Linked DNA regions of Homo sapiens: regions 1, 2, 3, 4 and 5 are each linked to region 6. The links are chromatin contacts, found by Hi-C or POLR2A ChIA-PET in ENCODE. All regions are on one chromosome and are shown on one strand. The core of a region is the stretch at or near the end of the contact, and the rest is flanking DNA. Distances in the headings are between cores, read along the strand shown.

Evidence for each region. Hi-C counts contacts between places; a loop is a spot of excess contacts on that map. ChIA-PET counts read pairs that join two places held with the same protein, here RNA polymerase II (POLR2A). Pooled maps may share reads with other maps.
Region 1: a map with no recorded cell type shows a loop between it and region 6 (8-fold over the local background). The contact joins the promoter of LCK here to the promoter of LAPTM5 in region 6. A Hi-C loop is called at or near these places in 10 of 37 single-sample maps with no recorded cell type and 9 of 50 pooled maps. POLR2A ChIA-PET finds 5 or more read pairs at or near these places in 1 of 52 experiments (activated B cell).
Region 2: a pooled map shows a loop between it and region 6 (2.6-fold over the local background). The contact joins the promoter of TMEM39B here to the promoter of LAPTM5 in region 6. A Hi-C loop is called at or near these places in 4 of 50 pooled maps. POLR2A ChIA-PET finds 5 or more read pairs at or near these places in 2 of 52 experiments (T-cell and activated B cell).
Region 3: a loop to region 6 is called in a map with no recorded cell type, with 7 times the contacts of the local background. The contact joins the promoter of KHDRBS1 here to the promoter of LAPTM5 in region 6. A Hi-C loop is called at or near these places in 3 of 37 single-sample maps with no recorded cell type and 5 of 50 pooled maps. POLR2A ChIA-PET finds 5 or more read pairs at or near these places in 1 of 52 experiments (OCI-LY7).
Region 4: a map with no recorded cell type shows a loop between it and region 6 (6-fold over the local background). The contact joins the promoter of MARCKSL1 here to the promoter of LAPTM5 in region 6. A Hi-C loop is called at or near these places in 2 of 37 single-sample maps with no recorded cell type and 4 of 50 pooled maps. POLR2A ChIA-PET finds 5 or more read pairs at or near these places in 1 of 52 experiments (naive thymus-derived CD8-positive, alpha-beta T cell).
Region 5: a loop to region 6 is called in a map of CD8-positive, alpha-beta T cell, with 4 times the contacts of the local background. The contact joins the promoter of PTP4A2 here to the promoter of LAPTM5 in region 6. A Hi-C loop is called at or near these places in 4 of 168 maps with a recorded cell type or tissue (CD4-positive, alpha-beta memory T cell, CD8-positive, alpha-beta T cell, GM12878 and 1 more), 10 of 37 single-sample maps with no recorded cell type and 12 of 50 pooled maps. POLR2A ChIA-PET finds 5 or more read pairs at or near these places in 3 of 52 experiments (GM12878, activated CD4-positive, alpha-beta T cell and activated T-cell).

Annotation. Positions count from the first base shown.
Region 1 is chr1:32,249,234-32,253,441 of GRCh38, reverse strand. LCK (LCK proto-oncogene, Src family tyrosine kinase) reads right to left here and starts at 2,177. Exons shown (of 13, transcript NM_005356.5): 1 at 2,071-2,177. RefSeq lists a silencer at 1-84 and enhancers at 2,825-2,914, 2,965-3,174, 3,365-3,574.
Region 2 is chr1:32,070,965-32,075,300 of GRCh38, reverse strand. TMEM39B (transmembrane protein 39B) reads right to left here and starts at 2,362. Exons shown (of 9, transcript NM_018056.4): 1 at 2,250-2,362; 2 at 224-350. The coding sequence starts at 2,253. RefSeq lists an enhancer at 2,358-2,963.
Region 3 is chr1:32,012,148-32,016,492 of GRCh38, reverse strand. It overlaps KHDRBS1 (KH RNA binding domain containing, signal transduction associated 1), which reads right to left and starts at 2,625. Exons shown (of 9, transcript NM_006559.3): 1 at 2,116-2,625. The coding sequence starts at 2,497. RefSeq lists silencers at 1,617-1,726, 2,207-2,416 and an enhancer at 1,820-2,390.
Region 4 is chr1:32,333,321-32,337,855 of GRCh38, reverse strand. It overlaps MARCKSL1 (MARCKS like 1), which reads left to right and starts at 1,623. Exons shown (of 2, transcript NM_023009.7): 1 at 1,623-1,909; 2 at 2,759-4,017. The coding sequence starts at 1,823. The coding sequence ends at 3,259. LOC124903949 (a long non-coding RNA gene) reads right to left here and starts at 2,479. Exons shown (of 2, transcript XR_007065661.1): 1 at 2,352-2,479. It overlaps HDAC1 (histone deacetylase 1), which reads right to left. Exons shown (of 14, transcript NM_004964.3): 14 at 4,230-4,535. RefSeq lists silencers at 250-378, 1,312-1,841, 1,862-2,011, 2,142-2,221, 2,362-2,801 and enhancers at 1,042-1,131, 1,401-1,970.
Region 5 is chr1:31,936,552-31,940,957 of GRCh38, reverse strand. It overlaps PTP4A2 (protein tyrosine phosphatase 4A2), which reads left to right and starts at 2,590. Exons shown (of 6, transcript NM_080391.4): 1 at 2,590-2,971. RefSeq lists enhancers at 2,004-2,273, 3,384-3,433 and silencers at 2,334-2,713, 2,916-3,087, 2,864-3,203.
Region 6 is chr1:30,754,949-30,759,350 of GRCh38, reverse strand. LAPTM5 (lysosomal protein transmembrane 5) reads left to right here and starts at 1,577. Exons shown (of 8, transcript NM_006762.3): 1 at 1,577-1,692. The coding sequence starts at 1,606. RefSeq lists enhancers at 428-497, 1,566-1,845, 1,974-2,770, 3,436-3,485, 3,957-4,306.

The DNA of each region.
Region 1 (4,208 bases), core at 928-3,427, 1.5 Mb before region 6:
CATGGTGGCGCGCCTGTTAATCCTAGCACTTGGGAGGCTGAGGCAGGAGAATCACTTGAACCCGGGAGGCATTTTTGTTTGAGATGGGGTTTCGCTCTGTTGCCTAGGCTGGAGTGCAATGACTCGATCTCTGCTCATTACAACCTGTGCATCCCGGGTTCAAGCAATTCTGCCTCAGCCCCCTGAGTAGCTAGGATTACAGGCACCTGCCACCACGCTCGGCTAATTTTGCATTTTTAACGAAGACAGGGTTTCACCATGTCGGCCAGCCTGGTCTCAAGCTCCTGGCCTCAAATGATCTGCCCGCCTCAGCCTCCCAAAGTGCTGGGATTACAGGTGTGAGCCACCGTGCCCAGCTTGATTATTGCCTCTTTACAGATAAGTAAACTGAAGCTCAGAGAGAGAGATGAAGCCACTTGCTCAAGGAAATGGTCCAGCGGAATTGTGACTGGGTCGGCCTGTCTCTGAAATGCACATTCTCTGCTCCACACCACACCTGTGGGCTCTCTGGCCTTTGGTCTTGCTCTGAGGTCTCTGCCCTCGTGGTACCCAAGGAACAGAATCCAGGGATAGTGACCTTGGCTTCATGTCCTACGCACTCTTGAAAATGGGTCTTTCTCCTTCTCAGAACTGTCTTGACTCTTGCAGGAAGCTTTCCAGATCTTAAGAGACACCTTCTCCCCTCCTCTGAACCAATGCTCAGCCTGTTCTTGGCCCTTGTCCACTTGGCCCTTCTCTCTTTGAGAAGAGCCTCTGTTCCTGGGGCCCAAGAGCAAGGGACCCTGTCTGATTCGTCTGTCAGCATAGGGCTGGGTGGAAGGAACTGCTCATGCCTGTCCAGGGTGAATGACCCTCCCTGAAGTGCGAGGAGAGCCACCATGTTCCCTAGCCCCCACAAGAGGCTACAGGACTTGGAGCTGTAGACAGGAGAAAGGCTGGGACCAGCTGACTAGGCGGAAAGTGTGTGTCAAGAAAAACTCCAACGAAGCAGGGGAAACCTGGAAATCTGGCTGAGTGAGGACTTCCCAAAAAAATTAAGGCTCAGAGTTAAAAAGTGAGGAGGTGAGCAGGTAGCAACTATGCCTCCCCAGTCTCTCTCCACCTCCCTGGGGTTTGAAGCAGGAATCAGCAAAACCAACTGGCCCTACACAGGCAGGGCTGAAGCGGGAGGGAGCCAGGGGCGAGGGGAGGACATCCTGCTGTGACGCTTGGCAGGGGCAGGAATGGTGACTTTCCAGATGGAAGTTCAGCGCTTCCTCACCCAGGACCAACTGCACCCCTGTCTGGGATAAAAATAGTACTTCCTCTTCCTTTCTCCCATCATTCTCTTTCACTTCCAACTTCCCATACTCAGATCAGATATGTCCATCCACCCTGGAGCTCCATCCCAGATGATGGACACCCCCACACATATCAGTTCACGCCCATCAGGAGATTCTTCCCTCGATCGCTGAGGCTAAAATCACTCCTCGCATGTCCATCTGGATGCCTTGGGTGATCTCTGTCTCTCTCTCTCTCTCTCTCTCTCTCTCTCTCTCTCTCTCTCTTTCTCAGGAGATTCTTGTCACTGGGGTCTGCCCCAGAAACCAGAAGGATTCCTGGGTCCTCTGAGTCCAGCCTGTCCATCACCCTGCTCCAGGCGGGGTGGCCACAGCCTCAGCCATCACTCTCAGCCCTGCCACTGCCTTGCTGAGAAACCGTGGGCAGTGAGTGCCTTGTTCTCTCTGGGCCTCAGGAGCCTCATCCTCATGGCCTGAGGGACTGGGCTTGGTGGTTTCTGGAAGCCTTTTTAACACCTGACTGTCCATGTGCCTGGTGTCCAGGAAACACGCTCCCAGTCAGGTGGGGCCACTGGTGGACAGCACGACAGAGGCAAGCGACACCAGCTTCGCAGGAAAGAGGCGACCCAGCTACACTGCCTGCCTCCCACCTGACCTTGAGCGAGGATCTTCTCTCCCCAGCCACAAAGGGCTGCTGCATCCCTAGGGAGCCTGGGCCCGCACAGCTGCAGCCGTCTGCTATCAGGCCTCTCACCCCGGCGCCTGCGCCCCCAATACCAGCGCTCCTTACCTGCCCAGCCCGGGAGCCCTCTGGCCCCATTCACATGGTCCTCCTGGCCTAACCTGGCTGCCTGGACAGTCTCAGCTCCCTTCGCCGTCGTAGCCACCACCTGTCTCCCCGCGCCCACGTCCCACCCTGACTTCCTGCCTCCTCCGGAGGGCTCCGCAGCCAACCGGGCCCCAGCAGCCCAACCACAACCCTCTAGCACGCCAAGCTTCCTGCCACCATAGACCCCTGCCTCTCAGCCCCTGGGGGTCCCCTACATCTCCAGACCAGGTCCATCTTCCCCTACTGTCCCAGGGTGACACTGGGAGGTTTAAAGTTGAGGGGAGGATGTCTGATAGACCCTCCCTTCTGCCCTCCAGGGTGCATCTGGGCAAGAGATTCAAGGGCAGCCTTTGGGCCCAGTGAGCAGGGGGCAAGCGGACACACACTCAGCTTATGGTGAGAGGCAAACAGCACCTCAGCACCACCGTTGCAGCTGAGAGACCCTTTTGTTTCTGTCTGGCAGCAAAGGTAGCATCGTTCAGAGTCAGAGGAGAGGACAATATCCCTGTTAAATAGCTGGTGAGCAGACCATGCATGTTACAGTCAGGTCAGGCCGAGAGAACAATTCCCATGTCATCTCAGGGCATGGAACAGTAGCTTTATTATAGTCAAGGGTAGGTGAATGGCAGGCTACCATCCCTCTTACAGACAGAATGCTGGAAAACAGCCTGTTTCAGGAGGCAGACAGGACAACCTCATGTCTTCAAGAGGGCATAGTAACGGCCCCTGCTGTAGTCAGAGGCCAGGACAACACCCATTAATCATGGTTGGAGAGTAGGGCAACAGTTCGAATTCAGGTAGAGGCAAGGCCACAGCCCCTGGCAGAGGTGGAGGGCTTGGCACTATCTCCTGCAACAGGTGGAAGACAGAGCAAACAGGGCCGCTCAGGCCCCCAGGTGCAGGCCACAGACTGTCAGGACTTTCTGTTATAAGCAGGAGGCAAGAAGATTGTCACGAGCAGCAGGCAGGCAAAGAATTTCCATTTCCCCTGGGGCCAGGCTGAGGGGGCACCCATCATTAGCTGAGGGCCAGGTCACCAGTGATATGAGGAACTCCAGGTGGCCTCATCAGGTCCAAGAACTCGGCCTTGACCCCACCAGGAGGAAAGTGCACATGCGTCACTGCCTGAGTGAGCTGGTAGGGGGAGGGGAACCCACAGAGCATTGTTGGGGCTTGTGAGGTGGAAGCGATGCTGTGTGCACCTCAGCTGCAGAGAGAAGTGGGGGCAGGAAATAGGTGGGGGGAAGAGGAAGCCTGAGTTGGAAAGTCAGACAAAGAGGGTAACACAGAAACAAAGGCTGAGAGAGACAAAGTGAAAAACCTTCACAGTGACACAGAGCCTAGAGTTGGAGCTCCAAGCCTGGTGCAGGGCCCAGACTCCCTTGCAATGTAAGCCTGAACACTTCACGGTCCATCTCCCTGTCTCAGCACAGAGTAGAAAGACTGCCGCGCTGGGAGTGAGTAATAGTTCATATTCACTGAGCGCTCACTGTGCACTATCTCCCGTAAGGCACATCTGCTGCCTGTGGAGTGAGAATCAGCATCTCCATTGTGGAGGTGAGGAAACAGACTCAGGGGTTAAGGGAGCTCCTCAGGGTCGAATAGAAATAAACGGTGGCTCAGGCCTGTAATCCTAGCACTTTGGAAACCCCAGGCAGGTGGATCACTTGAGGTCAGGAGTTTGAGACCAGCCTGGCCAACATGCTGAAACCCTGTCTCTATTAAAAATACAAAAATTAGCCGGGCATGGTGGCGGGTGCCTATAATCCCAGCTACTCGGGAGGCTGAGGCAGGAGAATCGCTTGAAATCGGAAGGTGGAGGTTGCAGTGAGCCAAGATCGCGCCACTACTCCAGCCTGGGCGAAAGAGTGAAATTCCATCTCAAAAAAAAGAAAAAAAAAAGAAAAGAAAAGAAAGGAAATTAGCTAGGCGAGGTGGTGGCCACCTGTAATCCCAGCTACTTGGGAGGCTGAGGCAGGAGAATCGCTTGAAATCAGAAGGTGGAGGTTGCAGTGAGCCAAGATCGCGCCACTACTCCAGCCTGGGCGAAAGAGTGAAATTCCATCTCAAAAAAAAGAAAAAAAAAGAAAAGAAAAGAA
Region 2 (4,336 bases), core at 1,113-3,612, 1.3 Mb before region 6:
GTAATTAGAATCCAGGCCTTTGGATTTATTCTACCATGTCCCACTGCATCTGTCCAAGTGATCACCCTCAACTGAGCTCCCTCTGGATCTTTTCTGCTGCTTACTCCCCTCTAAGCCCCCACTGGCATCTAGGATTTCACATCTTAGAATCCAGTCAGAGAGAGCCCTGTCCACATCGTCCCTGTGAGGCCACAGTGAGGGGTGAGACAGAGAGGTGGTTTACCTGGTGCGGGAACGAACACTGGTCACCGATGCACTGGAAGTGTGGCTTCCACTAGAGCCCCCCGAGGATCCCGGCTCACAGAGCGGATTTCGACAGTAAGATGTCCTGTTGGGACCTCTTCGTCCTCCTGTGGGGCTCAACATAAAATAGAGCCTCAAGCCAGGGGGCATATATCAAGGATAACAGCAATGATACCAGCTGCCAGTCACCTAGTATCTCACTTTATCATTTAATCCTCACTGAGACCTATGATCTGGCCCCTTCTTACATCTTCAGCTTCATCCCCTATCATTCTCTACCTCACACCCACCCTCTACCACCCGCCCCATGCTCTAAACATCTTGATCTTTCTTTCCTCAGCAAGCCAAGCTCATTGCTACCTCTAGCACTTATAATATCCTATCTGGAAAGCCTTTCCCGGACTGCCATTTCTGAAGTTTTGAAGTAACTCCCCATCACTCTCTCTCCAATTTCTATTCTTTTTTTCCACCAGAATTCACTCTCTGAAATTATCTTACTCATTTGTTAATATGCTTATTGCTTGTCTGTCCTATTACAATGAAAGGTCAATGAGGTCAGTTACCTTATCTTTTTCACTGCTATATCCCCTACCTCAGTGCCCAGCAAGTATATGTTGATGAGTGAATGAACCCAGCAAGGTAGGTTTTTCACACATTAGGAAACTCAGCTTACACTATGTCACAGTATCGTGGCTGGGTCGTGTGCTCTCAACTCTGGTACACATTGGGCCCCATTCAGACATAAGTTTCTGGAGGCCTATAACTCTGGGTAACTTTGGGACAGCTTTTTCATCCAGGGCCCCATGATTCAGCTCAAAGGGCATTCTGGGATCTCATGGGCAGGACCCAGGGCCTAAATAAAGGGTCAAGGATATGGCTGGGAGAATCCTGTGGCTGTGGACTGAAAAATTGGACCTACTAGGCTGAGCAGTCTAGCCCAAGCTCCCACGCACCACTTCGCACAAAAGTTCTGCACAAAGCTCCTAAGCACCTAAAAAAGTCACAACCTGACTGGGTGTGGTGGCTCACGACTGTAATCTCAGCAATTTGTGAGGCCGAGGCGGGAGGATCGCTTGAGACCAGGAGTTGGAGACCAGCCTGGGCAACATGGCGAAACCCGGTCTCTATTAAAAAATATATATACATACATATACATATTTTTAAAAAGTTATAACCTGTTCATACCTCTTCACAGTAACACAGCAGCCTCCATTCACATACACCCCACGCCGTAGCATCTCAGCTCGGAAGCGTTTCCCACACTTCGGAGCCAATTTTGGGCTTGGATGTATGCCCAAAATTATAAACCTCCACAAGTCTCTAAAAAGTACCTGGCGAAGAGCTCTGCCCTCCATAAACCCCCAGACCAGAAGCTCTGTTCATACGCTGTTATACTTGGCTTAGAAAATCCCACACAAACACCCTTAGTCCAGTCCAGAAGCTCTGCCCACACCCACTCTCCTCTCTTTAGAAGCTCTGCACCCACATAAAGCCCCTCAGCCCAGAAGCTCCGCCTACACACAACTGTCAGCCCAGAAACCCCGCCCACAAGCCAATAAAAGCCCTCTCAGCCCAGAAGCCCCACTCCAGAATGGGCTCCCTCAGTCGGAAGTCTCCCCGCTCCACCGCCCCCAGTGTAACCCCTCCAACCCAGAAACGCCGACTGCACTAGCGCCCCCTGCCCAGAATCTCCACCCTTAGCGCTGAAGCCACGCCCACTGGTAAGTCCCGCCCCCCTTTCTAGCCCCGACGAGCTGGTCCTCACGAAAGCCCAAGCCCCCACAGGGCTTCGTCTTAGAAGCCCCGCCCACCGTCCAATGTCCCGCCCCCACAACAGAGGCCCCACCCCGCAAAACGACAGGAGGGGGCGGGATCCCGTCTGCGCTCGCATCCCCTCCCCCTCCCGTCACCGGGCTCCTGTCCGCGTGGAGCAGCAATTAGCAGCCTGGCCATCCTAACCCGTGCGCCCGCTCGTTGCCAGGCCGAGCCTGAGCCGCTCTGCTCACCCATCTCCTCCCCCCGGTGCTCTCCGCTTCGCCGCCGCAGCTCCTGCGGGCAATATGTCGGAGGCGACGGCGGCCGGGAGAGGACTAACCGCCGCAGCCCAGTCCCGGGTATCAGCCGCGCGCTCCCGCCGCGCCGCTACATTTGCATACAAGGCGGGCTGGAAGCTGGCGCGCGCTTCTTAAAGGGGCCGCCCGGACGGAGGCGGTGCCTGCGCGCTCTTTGTCTCTCGGTCCCCCACGCCCTTCCTGCAGCTGCTGGTGAAGAGACTCAAGAGGGAGGGGAACGGAACCCACCTCCTGCTCTTCCCGTGCGTGTCTTCTCTCAGCATCTCCTGGACCGGGGCGGCGGCGACCGGAGGAGGGTGCGGAGCCGCCTCTCCGCTCCCCTAGGGGTGGACCATATCCCTGACCGGTCCGCAGGCACCTCCAGCCCAGCCCCACGTTGCGCTTCATCCTTCTCTTAGGCCTCACTGCGCTTTAGTCCACCCCAGTCAAAATCCAGGAGTCATTTCCTCCCTCCCTCGGCCCCCACATCCGATCTTTGCCTTAGTCTTTGTGAGCCTAAGTCCTAAATATTTCTCACATTTGACGTTACTCACCGTTCTCATTGTCAACACCGTGGTTCAGATCCTGACTGCCATTTCCCAGCCTTGCAATCTTGTTTTTTTATGCTTTACGATGAGGCTGCTGATGGTCACCGTGTAGGTTTCGGTGAGGGTTAAATGAAATAGAGCATGCAGAACTGAGTCTGTTTTAGTATTAGCCATCACGATGTTTGGAGAAGCATTGACTAAATGAGCTACATTTATTGTCATTAGGATTCTTCCCTCACAAGACCTACAAGCAGTTTTAGTCATCTTGTAGCTCCATTGCTTAGCACAGTGCTTGGCACTTAATAGCAGTATTCAATTAATTGAATGAATTAGTAGATATTTCATTAATAGTCATAGAGCTTACAGTCAAGTGGGAGGAGATAGACATGAACAAAATTGGTAAATTCTGTAGTATGTTAGATGGGAATGGTGTGAAGGAAAAACAGGAAAGGGGGATGGGGTTGCAGTTTTAAATAGGGCAGGCAGAGCAGGCTTCAGAGTTGACTTGAGTAAACACATGAAGGAAATGAGTGAGTCAGTGGTGCAGATTTCTGGAGAAAGGGGGCATTTCAGGCAGAGGGAATAGTTAGTGCAAGGTCCCTCAGGCAGGAGGGTGTATTTATTTTATTATTTTGTTTTTTGAGGGGATGGAGTCTCTGTTGCCCAGGCTGGAGAGCAGTGGCTCGATCTCGGCTCACTGCAACCTCCACCTGCTGGGTGCAAGCGATTCTCCTGCCTCAGCCTCCCAACAAGCTGAAATTACAGGCGTGCACCACCATGCCCGGCTAATTTTTGTTTTTGTTTTGTTTTGTTTTTTTGAGACTGGAGTCTCCCTTTCTGTTGCCCAGGCTGGAGTGCAGTGGTACGATCTCGGCTCACTGCAACCTCCGCTTCCCGGGTTCAAGCGATTCTCCTGTCTCAGCCTCCCAAGTAGCTGGGATTACAGGCACCCGCCAGCATGCCCGGCTAATTTTTCCATTTTTAGGAGAGGCGGGGTTTCACCATGTTGGCCAGGCTGGTCTCAAACTCCTGACCTCAAATCATCCACCCACCTCGACCTCCCAAAATGCTGGGATTACAGGTGTGCACCACCACGCCTGGTCTAATTTTTGTTTTTTTGTTTGTTTGTTTTTTTGAGACGGAGTCTCACTCTGTCCCCAGGCTGGAGTGCAGTGGTGTGATCTCGGGTCACTGCAACCTCCACCTCCCGGTTTCAAGTGATTCTCCTGCGTCAGCCTCCCAAGTAGCTGGGACTACAGGTGTGTGCCACCACACTTTGCTAATTTTTTGTATTTTTAGTAGAGATGGGGTTTCACCATGTTAGCCAGAATGGTCTCAATCTCCTGACCTCATGATCCGCCTGCCTTGGCCTCCCAAAGTGCTGGGATTACAGGCACGTGCCACCACCACCGGCTAATTTTTGTACTTTTTAGTAGAGACGGGGTTTTACCTTGTTGGCCAAGCTGATCTTGAACTCCTGACCTCAAGTGACCT
Region 3 (4,345 bases), core at 1,376-3,875, 1.3 Mb before region 6:
AGATTTTAATATTTTGTCCAACTATAGCTTAAAGTACAATTTGCAGCAGGCACTATAGTGAGGGAACGGGGAAGGTGTGTAGACTGACCAAAAATCCTGGTTACGATGCTTACTAATTTTGTTACCTTAGGCAAATTATTAATCTCTGGGTGTCTTGGTTTCCTCATCTGTATAAGTGAGGATAATAAAAGTAAGTTCTCATTTCATTTTATAGGTTAAATATTTAATGTAAAGTGCTCAGACCTCAAACATTAAGTGTTAGCTATATTTTTCTTCCGTGTGTTCTTTTCTTTTTTTTTTTTTTTTCCTTTTTTGAGATGGAGTTTAGCTCTTGTTGCCCAGGCTGGAGTGTAATGGCGCAATCTGGGCTCCCTGCAACCTTCGCTTCCCAGGTTCAAGTGATTTTCCTGCCTCAGCTTCCAAAGTAGCTGGGATCACAGGCGTGCGCCACCACGCGAAGCTAATTTTGTATTTTTAGTAGAGACGGGGTTTCACCATGTTGATCAGGCTGGTCTCCAACTCCTGACCTCGCGATCAGCCCGTCTCGGCCTCCCAAAGTGCTGGGATTACAGGCGTGAGCCACCGCGCCTGCCCCTTCCATGTGATCTTACCAGAGCTTAAATACTACTATTCTATCTTCTCAAAGTCTCACTTCCGCACAATGGGTTGTGACTTCACTGCAATCCCCTTGCAAGATAATTCAGAAATACCTTAAAAGCCAGGCTCAACATATATTAACACTTATCCATGCTAGAAAGAATTCATACATCCCAAACCAACAGTAACCTCAATCACATTTCTCCAATTTCAGTTGGGTTTAAAAAAAATACATCCAGAAAGCCCAAGTTAAAAATAAAGAGCACTCTCTTAGTTAAGCAGTGAGGGGAGACTGAAAATTAAAAGTAACTTTTAAGGATCAACAGTTTTTGACAGTTATCTTAAGAAAGCATAAAAGATGAACACCACACTGGTAAAGATCCCTTACCTTACAGTGTTGGGAGACAGAGAACAAAGGGAGGGAGATAATATTTTCATAATGAACTGTCCATTATATTAACCTTGCCAAAGAGTCCAACTACTCATTCAGTGTTGAAGGATGTGAATTTTTACTTGCTTAGTAAAATTTAGGTATCATAAAAAATATTAAAATAATATTTTAACTAGAAGCGAAAGTCAGACAGCTTTAGGGAAAAATCAGAGCGACTAGGTGATTGGCCAGTGCTGATGAGGAAAAGAGCGCTAACCTACAGAACAAAGACTCTCATTTCTAATCTATTTCACTACTGAATCAAAAATGTAAAAAACAGCAACAAAAAGGCCAAGCCTTTCAGTACAAGCATCATGCAACTTCTCTCAATTTCTGTCCATCTCGTTGGGAAACGTCATGTGAACTACGCGGGAGTCCCTATCGTCCCATTTCACTGTCTCTAGGGTTACTTCACTCCTTCAACGACAGTGAACACACGGTGTAAAATGGCTCAGTAGCAATTCTTATTTTATCAGCCTTAGTCGGAAATCTGATTCGGAAACCTCAAGCTCCGATCCACATAAATCGCTCCTTCCTCCCAGCAACTTAAGCTGCGGTTACCGCTAAGTCCGGCTCGGCCCCAGCGACAGCAAGGCACTGGACAGGGCATTCCAGCCTCACCCCACCTCACCTCGGCCCTTCCTCCCACGGTCCCTCCCCGCTCTGGCTGTCTTCACCTCCTACACCTCGGTCGAGGCGCTCATCGCCACCCGCGATCAAAAAGGGTTTCCCTTCAGGGAAAGGGGGAAATGAAGGTTCATTTCTGGAAGAATCTGCGCGCCCGGCAGCCGCAAGAGGAGGGAGGAGGGAAGAGTCGGGAAAGGGGCGGGGAGCTCAGCACTATCCATCAAGACATTAGCGCTAGGGGATCGCAAAGTCGCCTTCGGGCCTCCACTGCAGCCTAGAAATTCTCCCACGCACTCCGGGCTGAGGTGGGAATGTGGAATCCAGGCTCCCAAAAATGAGGATGAGACCGGAACTCCCGACTGCCTCGGTCCCGAGGGGGCGGGAAGCGAGAGGAACAAAGCCAGGGCCACTCATGCCCGGGATGGCCGGGCGACCCAGAGGGACACGGGAGGCCCCCTTACCTGCCGTCAGCAGCTGCATGGCGTGAGTGAAGGACGGGTCGAGCGAGTCCTTCTCGGCCATGAGTTCGGGCAGGTACTTGTTCTCTGGCTCCATCTTGACCGAGGCTGTGGCCGAGGGGGGCAGCAGCGGGGTCGGCGCTGGCCCGCCCACTGTCGCGTCGGGACCCGTGGCCGAGGGCGGCAGCAGCGGTGGCGGCTGCGTGGCGGGCGAGGCCCGGGCGCCCCCGCGGGATCCCCCTCCGCCTCCCCGGGACCGGTGAGGCAGCGGCGGCTGCCGAGACGGCGTCTGACGCACCGAGGGGTGGGCACCGGAGGGGTCCATGGAGCCGCTACGGCCCGAAGACCGGCTCATGCGCGCGGCGGGGTCGTCCCGGCGCTGCATCTGGGAGGATGTGCGATCCAAGGAGCGAGAAAGCGACGCGGCAGCGACGGAGGCCCGAGCGGCGGTTGGCGGGGGTGGCAGAGCGGGAGCGGTAGCGACCGAAGCCGACCCGAGCGACCCAGCGAGAGAGAGCACCGGAAATGAGGCGGCGCGCGTGCGCAGCCAGCCACCGGCACCGCCCTTGGGTTTCTCCGCGGAGAACAAAGTCCCCAGTCCGGCCACGGCGCCTGCGCACCGCCGCGGCGTCCGAGAAGTCGCCTCCCGACTCTGGCTTTCCCTCCGCTCCCGCCAGGCCAGAGCTTGATGCGCATGCGCGGGAGGCAGTGGGCTCCGTTCGTTTCGTTTTCCACGTGACTCGGCGCTAGCGGAACACGTGTCTCCTCCCCTTTCTGGCGTGGAGGGGGCGGGAGCTGTGGAATGTCTTTGTCTGCGCGCGGGCCCGCGGAGTGTGGGGCGGGAGACCTGTTACTCGCGGGGCCACGCCCTCTCCAACGGCTGAGCAGTGGAGGGAGGCTGTGGGGAGTGGGGTGGGGGGCGGTCACCGAAGTAAGGAAGTAAAAGACTGCCGAGAGGGTCACGGAAAGGGGAGGGAGAGAGAATTGAGACCGCCTGGGGAGGAAGACAGGAGTGAGACAGACTGCACAGGGAGAAAGGAAGGCTGAGGGAGAGTCTGATGCAGGGGGAAAGTTGGGGAAGGGAAACCTGGAGGGAGAAATTGAGGAAGGACGGCTTGGTGGAAACACTGAAGGCGATTGGAGTACTTGAACTAAGAGGGATGGTTCAGATCAGAGATCTGAAGTCTAGCAAAGAAAAGGGTCCCAGACATCAGGGAACACAAGAAGTTGTTTCCAGTATATATATTTCCAGTATTACATATATTCCAGTCGGTTCTAAAACGGTTGACATTGTTGGTACGGGAAATCTTAAGCAGCATTTTAGCTCTTTTTACATATTTTACTGCTTTTTCTGAATTGTGTTTGTTTTGTTTCGCCGTCATTATTGCCAATTAAGTGTTTCTTCCTTCAAAAAGTGAGGTAGAGACCAGATCCTTAATCCACGTTGGTTGCATCATTAGGATGGCTTCTTCTACCACTCCAGACTTGCTCAAAGAGACCCTTGCCACTACTCTCAAAGGCAAGGTACATAGTGGACAGTCGCCTACGACGTTCTCCACATCCTGGTGTGCTATATGCAAGTGGAGCCTTAGGTCCCTACTTGTCCCATAAGCCATCAAAAGCCTGGTGCCCTCTCTAACTTTCCCTTCCCTCCGCAGATTATTTTCTTCTTCCATTTAAAGCACTCACTCCCATCTCTTTTCCTTCTGGATTAGTTCTCCTAATGAGCCCACACTTTTCAAAAGTCTTTGGGGACCGGTGCGGTGGCTTATGCCTGTAATCCCAGCACTTTGGGAGGCCTAGGTGGGAGGATTACTTGAGGCTAGGAGTTCGAGAGCAGCCTGGACAATATAATGAGACCTCATCTCTACAATAAAAAAAGTTTCCGCCCGGCTTGGTGGCTCATGCCTGTGATCCCAACACTTTGGGAGGCCGAGGTGGGCAAATCACCTGAGGCCAGGAGTTCGAGACCAACTTGGCCAACATGATGAAACCCCATCTTTACTAAAAATATAAAAATTAGCCGGGTGTGGTGGTGCATACCTGTAATCCCAGCTACTTGGGAGGCTGAGGCAGGAGAATTGCTTGAACCAGGGACGCGGAGGCTGCCGTGAGCCGAGATCACGCCACTGCACTCCAGCCTGGGCAACAGAGCGAGACTACGTCTCAAAAAAAAAAAAAAAGGAAAAAAAGGTTTATTTGGAAATTGTCTTCTGAGTGCCTGGAAACTTGA
Region 4 (4,535 bases), core at 374-2,873, 1.6 Mb before region 6:
ACAGAAAATTCTGCCAGGGGATTCCTTACAGCCCTTGGCCCATGTTATCAAACCTCTCCAAGCCTTTTCTCACCCTCAGCTACTGGTAGCTGCTGTGTGCCCTTGGGCATGTCACTTTCTCTTCCTGAACCTCAGGGTCCCAGTCTGTGAAATGGGGCGGGGGTGGGGGGCAAGTGAAGCTGAGATAGCTGAGGGTATTCTGTAGTCTCAGGGTGGGGGTGGGGATGGAGGATACAGGAGTGAGTGCAGAATGCAGAAGCCACCTCAGCCCTCCCCGCCCCTCTGTGGTCAGATCTCTGGGGAGTTCCCAATTTCTCAGGCCCTGGGGTGTCTCCACACTTCACAGCCTCAGGCCTCCCAGGAGGCTTCACCGTAGGAGGGAGGGGAGGGACTTGCTGAGCTGGCTGGGACACAGCCTTGCATTTGCAACACTTTGCTTCCTTCCAGCCCCCATCCCTTTCCTCCTGGGGGCTGAGGGCTGGCAGCCGGACACAGACATCCGGGGCCGGCCAGGATTCTGGGGTTCCCACCAGCCTATCCAGGCCAGCAGAAGGAGAGGTGGCAGAGGACCAAAGCTAGGGAGTCTCCAGCCCGGAGCACCTCCGGGCTCCCTTGCTCTCAGGCAGGGTGGGAAGCTGGGCTGGGCAGCTTTGAGGGCTGTCCTCAAGGGGCTGTCCCTTGAAGGGACCCTTGGTAGCATCCTATCCCTCCCCTTCAGAAACTGGGGTGTTTTGAGGTTTGTTGAGTCCCCAGCTGGGGTTCCTCTGCCGGCCTGGGGCACCCTGATGTAGGGGAGCAGAGTTGTGTGTGGAGGTAAAGAGGAAGGACCAGAGCCAAGTCAGACAGGTTGTCAATGCCTCTGAGCCTTGGCCTTTCAATGGGGATGGAGATGCCCTTCAAGGTCACAAAGTCCCCCACGTGGGACTTTGCAGTGGGTCCAGGCTGAGGGCAGGAGGGGCTCAAGGCGAATCTGTCTGTCCCCACTCAGAATGACTGGCCACCAAGGGACTGAAAGGAGGAATGAGGGAAAGGCCTCACTAGTCCGACCAGAGTGACCCCGAGGCAAGGCAGAGCCCTCCGCTCCCCGGCTGGCCATGGCAGGCAGGCAGGGACGTGGGTGGGACCTCTGACCGCTCTCCAGGCCGGAGCGGGTGCCGAGCCCAGCGCAGGGGCCCTGCAGCTTCTATGACCACATTTCTAGAGTATAATTCAGGACCAGCCATCTGACGAGCCTGGTCGTGTGAGCCCTTCGAAGGGTTCAAGCGGGAGACTGCCAGCGGCTGCAGGACCAAGGCGTTGGGGGCCGCTCCAGGCTGCGGGGGCGCCCACCGGAGAGGTGGAGCGGAGAGGATGGAATGACTGCCCGTCTCCTTCCTCCAGGCCCCCCGCCCCGCCCCGCCCAGCTCGCGGGAGGACTGGCCTCGCTCCTGCCCACACCGGACTCTACCTGCCCCTGGGATTCGGGTGGGGTGGGGGGTACCCGACCGCCAGCGTCGCCTGCTGCGCAAGTGGGGCCTGCGAGCCAACCCCGCCTCCGCCCCTCGATTGGGCGCGCATTTAAATGTCCGGCCCCGCCCCGAGCTCCGGGCGCTTATATATAGGCAGCTCGGCGGGCGGCGGGCGGCATTCTGGCGCGGAGCGGAGCGGCGGCGGGCGCAGCTAGCGGGTCGGCCGCGGAGCGGAGGTGCAGCTCGGCTTCCCCCGGCACCCCTCCCCCTCGGGCGCCAGCCCCACCCCTCCGCCGGCCGGGCCGACCCCGCCGTACTATCCCCTGCGGCGCGAGCCCGGGGCGGCTCCAAGCGCCCCCCAGCAGACCCCCATCATGGGCAGCCAGAGCTCCAAGGCTCCCCGGGGCGACGTGACCGCCGAGGAGGCAGCAGGCGCTTCCCCCGCGAAGGCCAACGGCCAGGTGGGTACGCTTGGCCCGGCCGGCCCCAGCCCCTCCTCTCGCACCTCGCCCCTTCTAGGGCCCGGGGCCGGGGCCGGGGCCGCGCGCTTTGTCCGGCCCGGGACACGCGGCGCCCCCTCCCCCGCCCGGTCCCTTTGTTCTCGGCGCCGCAGCCCCCGCGGGCGAAGCGAGGGGAGGGGCGGGGAGGGGGCGCCGGCCGGGCCCTGCCGCCTTCTTTGTTCGCGGCCCCGGTCCCCGGCGCTGCCCCCCGGCCGCCCCGAGTGCCGCGCGGGGAACAAAGGCGCTGCTGGGCCACGCCAAGGGGGCGCCCAGGGGCCGCGGAGCTGGGGCCCGGCGGGGAGCGCACTCCACCCGCCGACCCGACCTCGGTGGCCCACGGTCTTTTTTTTTTTAAGGGGGAGCCGAGATGCGGGAGAGCCTGGGGTGGGTGGGGGCCACTTACACAAAGCGGGAGGCTGGGAAAATAGGCCGTCCAGGTGCAGAGAGACAGCGCCCCGGGGCGGCTTCCCGCCCAATGTCGCCTAGAGCGGCTCGCCCGCCTGCCCGGGATCCGCACAGCAGATCCGGAGCGGTTCCGCGCGGAATAGAGAGCGCGCCCCGGGGGACGGGGGTGGGGGCCACGGGACCCCAGCGCCTCCTGCCGGTCGCGCCCTCTGCGCGCTCGCTCCCCGCGCGCCCGTGAGGGGCGAGAGGGAGGTGTTTGACGGGATCCTGGGTGTGGGTGAGGCTGAAGCCAGACTTTCGGGTTGCAGTAGAATCGAATCGAGGACCCCTTCCTCTAGAAGGGATCAGAAGCGGGCTGGGGGAGGGGGAGCCCCTGCCCTCATTGCTATTCCCTCTGCCCTGCAGGAGAATGGCCACGTGAAAAGCAATGGAGACTTATCCCCCAAGGGTGAAGGGGAGTCGCCCCCTGTGAACGGAACAGATGAGGCAGCCGGGGCCACTGGCGATGCCATCGAGCCAGCACCCCCTAGCCAGGGTGCTGAGGCCAAGGGGGAGGTCCCCCCCAAGGAGACCCCCAAGAAGAAGAAGAAATTCTCTTTCAAGAAGCCTTTCAAATTGAGCGGCCTGTCCTTCAAGAGAAATCGGAAGGAGGGTGGGGGTGATTCTTCTGCCTCCTCACCCACAGAGGAAGAGCAGGAGCAGGGGGAGATCGGTGCCTGCAGCGACGAGGGCACTGCTCAGGAAGGGAAGGCCGCAGCCACCCCTGAGAGCCAGGAACCCCAGGCCAAGGGGGCAGAGGCTAGTGCAGCCTCAGAAGAAGAGGCAGGGCCCCAGGCTACAGAGCCATCCACTCCCTCGGGGCCGGAGAGTGGCCCTACACCAGCCAGCGCTGAGCAGAATGAGTAGCTAGGTAGGGGCAGGTGGGTGATCTCTAAGCTGCAAAAACTGTGCTGTCCTTGTGAGGTCACTGCCTGGACCTGGTGCCCTGGCTGCCTTCCTGTGCCCAGAAAGGAAGGGGCTATTGCCTCCTCCCAGCCACGTTCCCTTTCCTCCTCTCCCTCCTGTGGATTCTCCCATCAGCCATCTGGTTCTCCTCTTAAGGCCAGTTGAAGATGGTCCCTTACAGCTTCCCAAGTTAGGTTAGTGATGTGAAATGCTCCTGTCCCTGGCCCTACCTCCTTCCCTGTCCCCACCCCTGCATAAGGCAGTTGTTGGTTTTCTTCCCCAATTCTTTTCCAAGTAGGTTTTGTTTACCCTACTCCCCAAATCCCTGAGCCAGAAGTGGGGTGCTTATACTCCCAAACCTTGAGTGTCCAGCCTTCCCCTGTTGTTTTTAGTCTCTTGTGCTGTGCCTAGTGGCACCTGGGCTGGGGAGGACACTGCCCCGTCTAGGTTTTTATAAATGTCTTACTCAAGTTCAAACCTCCAGCCTGTGAATCAACTGTGTCTCTTTTTTGACTTGGTAAGCAAGTATTAGGCTTTGGGGTGGGGGGAGGTCTGTAATGTGAAACAACTTCTTGTCTTTTTTTCTCCCACTGTTGTAAATAACTTTTAATGGCCAAACCCCAGATTTGTACTTTTTTTTTTTTTCTAACTGCTAAAACCATTCTCTTCCACCTGGTTTTACTGTAACATTTGGAAAAGGAATAAATGTCGTCCCTTTAGTGGTGCTTTAATGAGTGGTCTTCTGGGGGTAGGGTGAGAAGATTGGTGGAAAGTAGTTTACCTCAAACCTCAAGGGAGGAGTTAAGGCAGGCAGGTAAGTTTATGGGGTTTTCTTGTTCAGGGGGTTGCCCCAATACTCATGGACACCAGAACGGCAGGGAAGTAGAGTTGAAACCAACCCAGGGACACATAGGAAACAAGCTCAGGAGGATATAGAAATGTACCATTTTATTACAAAGAGGCTCACAAAAATGAAAATAGTATCTCAAAAAGGAAACTAGACTAGCAACCTCCACCTGCAGAATTAGGAGAAGACAGACAGAGGGCAGGCAGTGTTTCTTGGCTCACTTGAGGCCAGTGGGAAGGTACGAAAACAGAACCAATCTAAAAATGGCTGATGTTACTTTAGGAGCCTGAAAAAAACAGGAGATCCTTGAAGACCCAGCCACCCCTTCTAGAATGTTCAATAAGGGCACCTTTCCAAAGCTACTAAGCAGGCACTTGGCATTTCAGGAGT
Region 5 (4,406 bases), core at 1,341-3,840, 1.2 Mb before region 6:
GCTGAGGTGGGAGGATTGCTTGAGCCTAGGAGGTTGAGGCTGCAGTGAGCCATGTTTGCACTACTGCATTCCCTCTGGGGTGACAAAGTGAGACCCTGTCTTAAAAAAAAAAAAAAAGGCCAGGCGCGGTGGCTCACGCCTGTAATCCCAGCACTTCTGGAGGCCGAGGCGGGCAGATCATGAGGTCAGGAGATCGAGACCATCCTGGCTAACACAGTGAAACCCCACCTCTACTAAAAATACAAAAAATTAGCTGGGCGTGGCGGTGGGCGCCTGTAGTCACAGCTACTCAGGAGGCTGAGGCAGGAGAATGGTGTAAACCCAGGAGGTGGAGCTTGCAGTGAGCTGAGATCCCGCCACTGCACTCCAGCCTGGGTGACAGAGTGAGACTCTGTCTCAAAAAAAAAAAAAGGGGGGGGGCGGTAAAGGTAACTACTATTGGAGCCACTATTCTTATCCTTATGTTGTTAATGTTGTTATTACATTATTTTATTTCAGGGCCAGAAGGAGAGCTAGGTGGAGGGAAGGGTCATTCACTTGGTCAGACAATCTACTAGATGAAAACAAACAAGCAAACAATCTGCTAGACTGCCCCAAATAGATCCATTTAAGCAGGGGAGAATCTGAAAACAGGCAATTACAATTCCATGTTAAGTACTATGGTAGAGTATTGCACAAGGTGTTTTGCAACTTTATCGGAAGAATCAATAACTCACAGACGCAGCAAAAGTTTTGCAGAGGTGGTAGCTCTTTCTTTCAAATCAGTCTATGTTTCCAGGAAGTAGAAAATACTGCTTGCTGGAGGCAGACAGAATGCAAGTGAGCCCAGTCTGTGCTCCTCACCTAAGGGCCTTGCTACTGATCTGCAGCCCCTCCTGCTCCTCAAGGCCTCTCTCAACTCCCACACAGCCCTGCTAGCCAGCCTTGCCCTAGAATACCCCCTCCTGGGCCACCTGGTGGTGAACATCCTGGACTCTGTGCTGTGGCTTGATGCGGCTGAGTCATAAGACCTTTCTTTTTACTGCTAAGCGCTAATGGAAGCCTTCTGGTCAGAAGCAATGCCCCAAGTCTACCTTGTGGGGAAGGTCTAATGACGACAGATCACTGCTTCTCCCCGCAGGGCTGGATGAGCATGGATGTGGTGGCGAGGTGGGGGAGAAGCACCCACGGGAGCATCTTCATTTCTTCCTATATAGGCGCCAGTTCTGGGCAGGCAAGACTTCCCAGGGGTGGACAGAAAGAACAGACCCTCCCCAACCCGCAATTCCCAGGGGGAGACATCTCCCTCCCAAGCCAGCCTCCAATGCCGCACTTTGCCATCTGGTCGTGGCCCAAACCAGCCTCCTAGCTCGCTAGTGACCACATTTTCCAAACCAAAACTCAGGACGCATGATCTGGCAAAGAATTTCTGGCTAGCTTCCAAATGCAAGAGGCAAAAACCTTTCCACCTGAGAATCTCTACGATAATCTGCGTCGTTAAAGGTGACATTAAGTCGGAAAGCTTGAAATTCAGGGTCTCTTCTTTCTCACTTTCTCAACTCAAGCGTTTTCTTTTTCTTTCTTTTTTTTTTTTGAGACGGAGTCTCACTCTGTCGCCCAGGTTGGAGTGCAGTGGCACGATCTCGGCTCACTGCAAACTCCGCCTCCCGGGTTCAAGTGAGTCTCCTGCCTCAACCTCCCGAGTAGCTGGGATTACGGCCCTCCTTCCGGGCGGGCGCCACCATGCCCAGCTAATTTTTGTATTTTTAGCAGACACAGGGTTTCACTATGTTGGCCAGGCTGGTCTCGAACTCCTGACCTTGTGATCTGCCCTCCTCGGCCTCCCAAAGTACTGGGATTACAGGTATGAGCCACCGCGCCTGGCCCTTCTCAAGCGTTTTCATACGTTGTTATCGATACGTGAAAGAGCCCATGAGGTAGCTGATTATTATTTCCATTTAATAGTTGATAATACTTGGAATCACTTGCCCAAGATCCTACATCCTGAAAGTCTGAATTTTGGCTTGTCAGGGACAGTTCTTAGGGTGGGTGTGTGTCTTGTGGGCAGAGCTGGGGGTGGCGTATTAATATCTTCGACGAAGATGCACACGCCATTCATTTGGGGCCTCAGGAAGGGCAGCCGAGAACTGAGCTGGCCAGGTTCCCACTTCTGAGTTGGAAATCCCCAAGCCCAGGACGTGGCGGCCACCCCGTCCCATCAGGATCTGACCCGAGGCCTTAGGGCCAAGTAGCGAGAAAGAACCCTTCGACCTTGCAGGTCACACCTCGGCTGCAGGCCCTCGACCCAGCCCAGGTGCGGATGGGCGGGGCGCAGCGTGGGCGAGCGACTCCCCAGGCCACGTTCTGCCTTCCCTCCCCGATCACATGGACTCGCCTTCCGTAGCCGGGAGTGCGGAGCGGAACGAACCACGAGGAGGAGGAGCGGGGGAGGCGCCCAGGGCAGTGGGTCAGCGCCCCGCGGGGCAGGTGGGCGGGCCCAACTGCCCGCGAGCCGGCCAGCCAGCCAGTCAGCGAACGCGGAGGGCGGGCCGGTGGCCCTGCGCGCCGCGCCCCGCAGCGCCCCCTGAGGGGCGGCGGCGGGAGCTGGTTCCGGCTGCGCGCGCAGCGGTGGTGGTGGCGGCGCGATCGGCCGGGCTGTAACCGTCGTCTGTCCGGGAGCGGCTGGAGCGGCAGCGGCGGCCGGGCACGGCGCGAGGTGACGCCACAGGGCAGCGGCGGCAGCGGAGGCAGCGGCGGCAGCAGGAGACGCAGCGGCGGCCGCAGCAGCAGCAGCAAGACGGACTCGTGGAGACGCGCCGCCGCCGCCGCCGCCGGGCCGGGCCGGGTGTCGCGCGCCGAGGCTGGGGGGGAGTCGTCGCCGCCGCCGCCACCGCTACCGCCGCCGCCGCCGCCGCCGAGGTGACTGAGGAGAGAGGCGCCTCCTCGCTCCCGCCACCGCCGGACTTCAATGCCCAGTCCCCAGCTCGCCAGCGTGAGTGCGCCCCTCCCGGGCGGCCCCCGCGCCGGCGCCGGGGGCCTCGGGGAAGGGGAGGGCGGGAGGCGCCGCAGCCATTAGTGCAGGCCGGAGACACGTCCCCGGAAGGAGGGCCGGGCCGGGCCGGGGCGGGGGAGCGAGGGTGGGTGAGCGAGGGGCGGGCTCGTGTGTGTGGAAGGGAGAGAGCTGTGCGAGCGTGGGGGAGAGTGAGTTGGTGAAGGGAGGGCGTGTGAGTGGGGGACAGGGCTGAGTGTCCGTGCGAGGAGGTGGGGGGAGTGGGAGCGCGTCGGGAGGCAGTGTCGATGTTGGGGGAATGTGGGTGAGGGCAGGGGAGGGTATGGGTGTGTGGGGAGCGTGTGGGCATGAGGGGTGGTGGTAGAATGAGTGAGTAAATGGGGGAGGAGAGAGTTGAGAGTGTGGTAAAGAGCGGGTGAGTGTGGGGGGAGAACATGGTGTGTGTCGGTGAGAAGGTGCGTGGCAGAGGCAGGAGTGTGGTAGGGTGTGCCGGCGTGTGTCCAGTGTGTGAGCAGGCATCCTAGAGGCCCTTCCCCTTGGTCTTTGTGTGTGGCGATAGTGAACCCTGGTGTGTTGGGTTGGGGAGTTCTTTCCGGGAGCATCTTGTCCGTGGGTCTTCAGGTTCAAGTATGAGGAAAGGGGGTATAAGTCTCCTCCAGCGGCACTATGATCTTCTGGCTCTGGGATTTTAATTTTTTTCCCCCAGAAAGGATGTGATGTGTTTTTTTGTTGTTGTTCTATACATTTTTTTCTCCCACGTTTCATGACTTCAAAGTAAATTTTCAAATTTGTCAATGATGCCATCCTATCCTAGTCTGGGGCCCCTGAGAGCTAACGAAAAGAAGTTTGTCTGTTGCCCAAAATCCTACACTCTGGCCTGTAGAGTGTTCAGGAGCATAAACTTTTGTAAAGTACTGCTAGTTTTTCAGGTGAAGAGTATTTTATTGTTAGGTAAATTGAACTGTAGTCTGGTTTATTATTTCCTGGAATTTGTCAAGAAATTAGCAGTGACTAGCAATTCTAGTGTCACTGTAGGCATTCAGCAAATGTTTGTCTGTCCGGAGTCGCCAAACTACATTACACTGCTGAGTTGGAATATGGTACTTGCTGTCATGCTCTGTAAGAGAGAGTAGTTTCAGAGGGAAGTGAGTGAAGTTATGCCTTGCTGAGTGTGCAAAAGGAGATTAAGGATACAGAATGACACATTATCAGGGCTTCAGAATCACTTGCCAGCACACCATTGTATTGGTGAAGATGGTGAGAAGTTGTTTGCTGGTATTCTGATCTTGGCATTTTTAAGTTTCATAATGAATGGACTAATTATTATCATGGACTTTTCCCATTCTTGTGTTGTAAAAGTAGGGATTCTTGAAGAGTAGTACCTTGATAGGGATTTTACACATTGATATAATCTTAA
Region 6 (4,402 bases), core at 328-2,827:
TTCCTCTGGTCTTGCTACTCTTAGACAAAGGAGGACTTCTCTTGGTTTTCTGCCTACCCAGCCAGAAGATCCCAGGCCATGGGCCTGTGGAGCCAAAGTTCTTAACCACTGCACTGTGTCACCTTTCTATGATGTCAGGCCTCAGCAAGGCTTATGAAGGAACAGGAACAGCCTTGAAAATGAAGTTGGGAAGGGATAGGCCAGGCCTCCCAGGAGCCCAAAGCTTGCAGAGTCCCCTTGGTCTCATTGGCACATGGAGAATGGATTGATCAAGTCCACCAATCAAGTTTTGTGGGTCTAACAGAGCAACTCCTGCCAAGTGGGAGGAGCTTAGGGACTTTCTATAACCTCTCCTGGGGCAGAAATGATGGGCTGCAGCAGTGTCCAATCCTAACTCCATGATCTCCTGGGAGGGCAGGGCTTCATGGCAGTTCCTGTCTGCTCTGCACTAGAAGCTTGGCATTGCAAAGGGGCTCAGCTGTGGAATGAAGCAGGGCTTCTTCCAGAAATGTTGCATGTACTTCCTATTCCCTTTCTTTATTGCAATATGGATAATTTATCATCTGAGGAGGGAGTAGAGATTCCAGGGTAGCTTGCCTAAGAGTTGTGGCTTATTAATTCCAACTTTTTGCAAGATCAAGGGGGAAAAGCAATCCCTGATTTTGTGTGAGTATGGGGATTGGGTCTTGAGGCCCTGAAAGTGAGGTTCGGGTCTCACAGATTGCTGTGAAGAGTTATTGACCCACCTAGAAGAGAAGCCTAGCCCAGGGCCTGGCGCACAGTTGATGGGTTTGCTTCCTGGTTATTCTTCCGTCCTTGTCTGGAGCCCTGCACGCCTCTTCGTAGCTTAGGAAGAACAAGCTTCTCCCTGCGGCTCAGGGTGAGGAAGTGGGAGAGAACACCAGCTCCAGGGAGGCTTCTAGCACCAGTCAGCCTCAGTTAAAATCCTTGCACCTTCATTGACTAGCTGTGTGACCTTGCACGAATCATTCCCCCTCTCTGTGCCTCAGTTTCTTCATCTGTAAAATGGGGATCATAATAGTACCTCTCTCAAAGGATTGAGGTGAGGATGAAAGGAGTGAATCCAGGAGCATGCCTGGAAGAGGCAGGAAATGCCTCCTAGACAATAGCTATTTTTGCAGCCAGACAGATCTGGGTTTGAATTCTGCCACCAGTGCTAACTACTGTGTGATTTGGGGCAAGTGCCTTGACCTCTCTGGACAGCTGTTTCCTCATCTGGAAATGGGCTTGGTAACAGTCCTGGCTTCCAAAGTTGGTAGTGTTCTTCTAGTAAGCAAGCTGTGTGAAACGGTGGAACCCTGGCCCTGGTGCAGAGAAGGGCATGATGACCGTGTTAGGGTCTGTCCTCTCTGGAACCCCCTCCTGGGAATGGCAGAGGGCAGTGGGGTGCTCTGAGGCAGGCTGCTGCCCTGTCCCCACTCCCCCTCCCCAGCTGCCCCGCCCCAGCTGTGACGACCTTGTCCCTGCCTGTCTAAGGGGCAGGAAGGAAGTGAGGAGGGCAGCCAGCAGCTTCCCCTTCTCTGCCCTGCTCCAGGCACCAGGCTCTTTCCCCTTCAGTGTCTCAGAGGAGGGGACGGCAGCACCATGGACCCCCGCTTGTCCACTGTCCGCCAGACCTGCTGCTGCTTCAATGTCCGCATCGCAACCACCGCCCTGGCCATCTACCATGTGGTGAGTGTGCGGGCCCCGGGTGTGTGTGCGTGCGTGCTTGTGTGAGTGTGAATGTCTGCGGTGACCCGTCATCTACGGAGCCCCACAAATGAAAGAACTCCTGCTCTCCACCTCTCTGGGGGACCCTGGGCAAATCCCTGTCCTGCTCTGGGCCTCAGTTTCCTTCTCTGTCAAATGGCTGGGGGTACCCTGGGGAGATGCCGCAAGAGTGAGGAGTAAGGGAGCTGGAATCCACTTTCCAGGCAAATGTAACTGACGTTCACTCCGAGGCTGGCTCCGTTTCTGCCTCTGTGAGATGGGGCACAGCAGCAGCCGGAAGGTTATTTGTGTGCAAAGCCAACAGCAGATGTGAAAGTGCTTTGGAAGGCAGGGATCTTGGGAGGAACGTGGGCTGGGATTGTTTGACCGGGATGTGAGGTCGGCCGCAGACACAGCCCCGATTCTTCCCCTGGGGCCTGGAGGGAGCCTGGGCCACTCGAGGGGATGAGAAGTGGGGATCTCCCCTTTGTGCCTCCAGTGGGGAGGCAGGGGCCGTGTCCTCTCAGCTTCCAGCTCAGTCAAACCACGGCCTTCTGCCCACCAAAGAGAACTTGAGACCTGTGCTAATCATTAGGGTAACTTGTCCGGCCCAAGCTCTTGTTGGGCAACTTGTGAAGTCACGGCTGTCACTGGTTCCTCCTTTCCTGGTGACTCACAGTGTGGTCTTGGGCAAGTCACAGTGCCCGGGGGCCAAGGCTGCCCCTCTGCCTGGGGTGGCTGAGGGTCAGTGTCCTTGTACTGTCCTGCCTAGACCCACCCTACTCCCAAACTCCTGGCCACACTCATCTCCCCTAGACCCAAGCGACTTCCTCCTGGGGTGACTCAGGGCCTGTGGTTAACAGTTTTCTCATGAGTCTGGAAGGGCTTCCTCAAAATTAGCCTAGATCCACATGCTGCGGTGGGTTGCTGCAAACTCAGACCTGCCTGCGTCTGCTTCCTGTCACAGGCAGGGCAGGCAGAGCTGTGGCAAGAGCCCAGCCTTCAGGGGGGCGATGCTGTTCAGTGGTTAGCCCACGGCCTCTGGATGCAGACTCCTGCATGCAAATCCTGGCTTCCCTGCTTCCCAGCTCTGCAGCCTTGGGCAATTTACTTAACCTCTCTGAGCCTCAGTTTTCTCATTTAAAAAAATGGGGATGTGAATTATCATACCCATCTGATAGGGTTTGTTGTGAGGCTCAGGGAGTTGATACATACAAAGCATGCAGAACCACGCCTGACGCACAGGTGAGTGCTTTATTATTCGTTGTGCATCAGACATGGCACCTGCTGTCAGCATCCTTGGAGTCAAGTTGTCAGATTCAAGGACTCTAGTTTTGGGAGGAGGAACTCAGAGGTTGTCCTTCCGAGCTCCTGCCAATGCAAGAGCTGAGAGAAGCAAATCACTCTTTGAGTGTCCCTGTACCCTGTATTTTAGGCCTTCAAGCTCTGAGACTATGCACATTCTTAGAAGGACAGTGTGGCATGCAGGGGCGCCTCACAGGTAGCAAGTCCCTGGGTCCTCACCCCAGCCCTGCCACTAACTGGCTGTATGGGCTCAGACAAGCCTCTCTCTGGGCCTCAGTTTCCCTTTTATAAAGTCAGGGGTAAGGTGATGTTGACTGGCTCAGAGGTCTCCAACTCTGATGCCTCTAGGGTCTGGGCAGGCCATGTGAGTGACAGCAGGGGGCAGATGGGGCCTGCGGTGACCCCGGGAGCCCTTGCTTGGCCCACCCTGCAGCTGTTCTCTGTTTTTGCTTGTTGTTGCCACGAAGGATTGTGGGCCCTGGTGGCCGCTCTTCTGATGTTTAGAGAATAGGGAGCAGGCTTTTGTGTCACATCTTCTGATGTTTCAATGCTAGTGATTGATGCATGGTAGAAAAAAATCTCAGTGCAGGCCAAGTCAAATCCATTTGCAGGTTGTGTGGGCCCAGAGGCTGCCCTGCAAACCCGGGACTGTGGGGCTGTTAAGGTTTCTTGTTGATCGTGCCATCCGATGTCCTCACCTGTAAATGGTGGTGTGATATACGGTCCCTGCTCACAGAGCTGAAGAATGTGTGGGCCCTAGCAATCATGGAAGACTTCTTGGAGGTGGTGCCATTGGCAGGAGGGAGAGTTTGGTTGTGGGCAGTATGGAAGGTGAGGAGAAACAGGTGAGCAATGGCGTATGTGTTCGGCTTCTACAGGGACACAATAGAGACAAACCTGGAGTTTGGGGAGGAGGTGATAAAGGTTTTGAGTGACAAGCTAAGAAGTTGGATCTTCTCTGCAGTGCACCATTGATATTTTGGGCTGGATAATTCTTCATCTTGGGGGAGTGAATTGTGCGTTAGAGGAAGTTCAGCAGCATCCATGGTCTCTACCTACTAGATACTAGCAGCACTGCCCATCTCCCTACCCTGCCACTTGTGATAACCAAAAATGTCTCTAGTTATGGGGCCCAATCTCTCCCAGTTGAGAACCAATGCCTATGAGTGATGAGACGTTCTAGAGCAGGAGCAAGCAAAAGAGCAGAGGGGTGTCCTGGAAGCTGTGCGCTCGGCCCAGGTTGTCTCCAGGCTGTGGTCCTCAGTTGACTCCAGTGGGGGGTTATCTTCCTGCACCCCGAAAGAGTCCTCTCTCCTTCCCAGAAAGGGCAGGGCCTGGGGGCTTTCCCATAGGCTAGCTGGCAACAGGTGTGCTGATAGGACCTTGA